2 separate regions of the Mus musculus genome follow, and region 1 is linked to region 2. The links are chromatin loops, found by intact Hi-C in ENCODE. Cell type or tissue: gastrocnemius. All regions are shown on one strand.

Evidence for each region. A loop is a pair of places that touch in the nucleus more often than their neighbours do. Peaks named below come from ENCODE experiments on the same cell type or tissue, not always from the same donor. Only the 100,000 strongest peaks of a DNase experiment are listed, where the experiment ranks them.
Region 1: it touches region 2 in a loop (2.5-fold over the local background); 15 of 42 quality-filtered maps call a loop at or near these places.

Annotation. Positions count from the first base shown.
Region 1 is chr11:69,191,703-69,194,202 of GRCm38, reverse strand. All of the region lies in intron 3 of Alox8 (arachidonate 8-lipoxygenase), which reads left to right. Among named protein-coding and RNA genes, the nearest start is that of Alox8, 4.9 kb to the left of the region's middle. In gastrocnemius, a CTCF peak has its summit at 1,195 (motif pointing left); a DNase peak (open chromatin) is centred at 1,176.
Region 2 is chr11:69,389,546-69,392,045 of GRCm38, reverse strand. It overlaps Cyb5d1 (cytochrome b5 domain containing 1), which reads left to right. Exons shown (of 4, transcript NM_001045525.2): 4 at 1-869. Among named protein-coding and RNA genes, the nearest start is that of Cyb5d1, 4.6 kb to the left of the region's middle. In gastrocnemius, a CTCF peak has its summit at 1,473 (motif pointing right); DNase peaks (open chromatin) are centred at 1,474, 1,818 and 2,287; H3K27ac peaks cover 590 bases.

The sequences.
Region 1 (2,500 bases), 200 kb after region 2:
TTCTTTAAGTTAGGGATTTTTTTCTATAATTTTGTTGAAGATATTTACTGGCCCTTTAAGTTGAGAATCTTCATTCTCTTTAATACCTATTATCCTTAGGTTTGGCCTTCTCATTGTGTCCTCGGTTTCCTGGATGTTTTGGGTTAGGAGCTTTTTGTATTTTGTATTTTCTTTGACTGTTGTGTCAATGTTTCCTATGGTATCTTCTGCACCTGAGATTCTTTATCTCTTGTATTCTGTTGGTGATGCTTGCATCTATGACTCCTAATCTCTTTTCTGGGTTTTCTGTCTCCAGGGTTGTCTTGCTTTGTGATTTCTTTATTGATTCTATTTCAGTTTTTAGATCCTGAATGGTCTTGTTCAATTCCTTCACCTGTTTGGTTGGGTTTTCCTGTAATTCTTTAAAGGATTTTTTTTGTGTTTCCTCTTTAAGGGTTTCTACTTGTGTTCTCCTGTATTTATTTCATCAAGGGAGTTATTTATGTCCTTCTTAAAGTCCTCTATCATCATCATCATGATCTGTGACTTTAATTCACTCTTGCTTTTCTGGTGTGTTGGAGTATACAGGGCTCCTCCCTGTGGTGGGAGAACTGGGTTCTGATCATGCCAGATACCCTTGGTTTCTGTTGCTTTTGTTCTTGCCCTTGCCTCTCACCCTCTGGTTATCTCTGGTGTTAGCTGGTCTTGCTGTCTCTAACTGTGGCTTGTCCCTCCTGCAAGCCTGAGCGTCAATACTCCTGGGAGACTAGTTCTCTCCAGGATGAATTTGGGTATGGAGAGCTGTGGCACAGGGTCAGTTCTAGGGAGCAGACAGAAACCTGAAGGAGCCTGTCCCCAGCTGTTCCTTGGTTCCCATGTCCTGATGATTCTGAGTGGTTCCTCTTGGGCCAAGAATTTGAGCAGAAGTGTTGTTGTTACAAAAATAAAAGTACTCAACAGCATGAAATCTAAGCCCTGCCTAAATGTGTGCTGTTAGCATTGTTCCCCATCTATTCTCAGTGTGGACCCTCAGCACTTACAATTGAAGTAAGGCTTCAAACCCTAGCATTATCATCTTCTTGGTGCCAGTCAGAGAAGGCAAGCACTCAGGCCCACCTCATACCTACCAAGTGAGAATCTCCATTTTACCAAGATTCCCCACATGAAGCCAGTACTGGGTTGCTTGAGACAAAGAGTTTGGCCACCACCTGGTGGCAGAACACTTTAATTGCAACCTGCCCGTTGACATCAAAATCTCAAATCTAAAACATTTTTCATTATTAAATTGTTGAATACTGGTTATTGAACCTAAGTCTTTTGCATTCTGAGTAAACACACATTACTAATTTATATCCAGGGCCATCTTAATATTTTTATTTTTATTTATTTTTTTAAATGTGTGCTGGGCAGTGTTGTGCATGCCTTTAATCCCCAACCCTCAGGAGGAAGAAGCAGACTGAGCTCTGATTTTGAGAATAACCTGATCTACTGAGCCAGTTCCAGGATAGCCAGGGCTACACAGGGAAACCCTGTCTCAAAAATTAAAAAACAGAAAAAGAAAAAATTCCCTATAATTAATTTTTTTACATGTTATGTGTGTATGAACACAACCAATCATATGCATGTGGAGGTCAAACACGTTAGGCTTAACAAGTGCAGGAACTTTTTCTTCGAGCCCTGCTGCTCCTGCCATATTTATTTCATATATGTGGGTACACTGTCACTGTCTTCAGACACACCAGAAGACTGTATTGGTTGCCCATTACAGATAGTTGTGAGCCATGCCCATTACATGTGGTTGCTGGGAATTGAACTCAGGACCTCTGGAAGAGTAGTCGGTGCTCTTAACCGCTGAGCCATCTTTTCAGGCTGTGCAGTAATTTTTGATGTTTAATTTTTACTTTTTAAGATTTTTTTTAAAAGTTTATTTTATACATGAGAGCTCTTTCTGCATGTGCACCTGAAGGCCAGAAGAGGACATCAGATCTCATTACAGATGGTTGTGAGCCACCATATGGCTGCTGGGAATCCAATTCATGACCTCTGGAAGAGCAGTCAGTGCTCTTAACCGCTGAGCCATCTCTCCAGCCCCTTAGTTTTAGTTTTTTTATGCTGGAGATTGAACCTAGGGCCTTGTCCATCTTAGGCAGGTGCTCTACTGCGAGCCATATTCCCAGCCTTTTAAATTTTGTTTTGGTTAGAGAAAGGGTCTCACTACATTGGCCTCAACTCTAAAAGACTAATTTTTAAATGACCCAAACACCAAATGTTAAGCTCCTTTCTAGGTCACGTTCCCGACATCTACACACTATAATCCAGACACTTAAGAGACCCCAGGGCTCCAACCTCACATTCCTCCTGTTGACCCAAGTTAGGTCATATGCTCAGAAGTCTCCCTGTGGGGACATGTAGCTTCTATCCAACCCAGTGAGCATAGAAGGGAGGGTCTCAGGAGAGCCCCTCCTGGCAGAAGGGGGCTGGCTGTGGCCAGGGTCCCCTGGGGCAGGGATTCTTCTCTCTC
Region 2 (2,500 bases):
TTTCTTAATCTGCTGATGCTGAAGTCGTTCACTTAGTCCCATGCAACCTAAGAGTCCATAAATTGTTTGGATCCATCAATCGTGATATTTAGTAAGCTCATAAATGATCTTATTTAAACTATTTGAGAGCCAAAGCCGTTTCTTCCATGACATCCTGAGGGAATGCTCTGGGGTGTGCTCATTTGACCAAGCTTGTCTCTTTTCCAGGACATCCCACTTGTAGATTATTTTCCTGGGATGGGGTGGGGGTGTGTCTCATGTCGGGGGTGTGTGACTCATTATGTAGCCCTGGCTCGCCAGGACTCAGAGGTCACTTGCCTGTTCACAACTTCTTGTTAGACACACACTCCTTTCCCTGTATACCCAAGCACTCATCAGCTCCATCTCTTTGGAATCCGTCCTTTTGTCTAACAGAATAACCATCTTTGGTACTGGGAAACTTCCTGATGCCCATTTTCTACTTCTGCCTTCACAAACTTAAGTATCTTACTTTCTGCCTCGGATCTTCAGTGGGTTTCTCGTGCTTTTGGAATAAAGCCCTAAATTCAAGAAGCCTTGCGCAAGTCAGGCCCTGCCTTCCTCGCCCCCTCACAGTCCTTGTCCTGCAAGCCGTGAGGTCTCCTCCTGCCTCAGTTAGCAGAGAAGCTGTTCTCAGCCCACCACACCCTTCTGCTTTGCACCTTGAGAATCCTAACTAGTCAGTTTTTTTTCTTTGTCTTTTTTGGCCCCACTTTAGCAGTATGCATTTTCTCTATGTTCTTATTATCACTTTAAAACTGTGTAGACAGAGCCGGGCAGTGGTGGAGCACGCCTTTAATCCCAGCACTCAGGAGGCAGAGGCAGGCAGATTTCTGAGTTCAAGGCCAGCCTGGTCTACAGAGTGAGTTCCAGGATAGGCAGGGCTACACAGAGAAACCTTGCCTTGAAAAAACAAAAAAACAAACAAAAACAAAACCCACAAAAAACAAACTGTGTAGACTGGGTGAAAATGGCTGGCTGGCTGCTAGATTGTAAGCTCATGAGGGCAGAAACCTCATTCCTTTCTGTATTCTCATTGCTGAACACATAGCTGCTGCTCAATAAATACGACTGAATGAGCTCAGAATTCATCTGCAATAACTAGTGGGTCTGATGTGTCTTGAAGGCAAGGTGGGACTGAGAGACAGAAGCATGCCTGGCCCTATTCTGTGGTCTCAACCTACAGGCGTGGTTTTATTTCTTTCCTGCCACAGAGCCAAGGACTCAAAAATGACCAGTTGAGCCGGGCGGTGGTGGCGTACGCCTTTAATACCAGCACTTGGGAGGCAGAGGCAGGTGGATTTCTGAGTTCGAGGCCAGCCTGGTCTACAAAGTGAGTTCCAGGACAGCCAGGGCTATACAGACAGAGAAACCCTGTCTCAAAAAACCAAAAAAAAAAAAAAAAGACCAGTTGTGGGTAATCTGCTTGTGATTTCCTCTATGACCACCAGGTGGCTCTAATGACTAAAGATTGAGGATAGTAGGGCTGTGACACCAACGTCGGAGAAGTTAGAAGGGGCCACAGAGGGGAGGTCCGGGAGGGCAGTAGGAAGAAAACCTGCATGACCACCACTCTGTTAGCATAAAGTTTATGCCTGATTTTATTTTTTTTCCATAAATACATAAGTACTTTAAGAAGTCACATACGGGGCTAGGGAGATGGCACAGCGGTTAAGAACATTGACTGTTCTGTAATCTACATGTACACATTTTAAGAAAAAAATCTTTTTTAAAAGGTCATTTATTGGGTGGGGTGAGTGGCGGGCTTGGAACGGGGCTGTGTGCACAGCTGGGGCTGGGGCTGAGTAGCCAAGCATTGTTAGAGGGGCGGGTGGGTGTGGCCTGAGGTGTACTTTAGAGATGAAAGGAGGATATCATGTTTTGTTTTGGGCCAGGGCTAGATTTAGTCCCCTTTGGCCTTCACAGGGGAAAGAGTACATCTTCCAAGCTGCAGCCTCAGGCTCCAGTGTTGGGTAAGACGACTGGTCGGGCCGAAGTACTGACTTAGGCAGGTTTTGAGACAGTCGCACTATGTAATCCAAGCTGGCATCAAACTCCCCATCCTTCTGTCTCAGCCTCCTGAGTCCCGGGTCTGTAGGCATGTACCCCCGTGCCCAGTGTCTTATGATCAAAAGCAACCTGGGGAGGAAAGGGTTTTTTTAAGCTTACAGTTGTAATCCACCATGAAGGGCAGCCAGGGCAGAAACTCAAGGCTGGAAGCCATGGAAGACTGCTGCTTCCTGGCTTGTTCCCCGTGGCTTGTTAAGCAATTGGCTCAGGGCTGGCACCACTCCCAGTGGACTCGGGCTTCCAATACCAGTCATTCATTTTAAAATGCCCTACTATGGCATCTTCTCAACTGACGCTCCTCTTCCTAGATAACTCTGGTGGTGTCAAGGTGGCAAAAACAACACCCAGGACACCTGGCTAGCTGTGTCTAAGGTACTAGAGGTACACTGAAAACCAAAGCTGATGTGTGAAT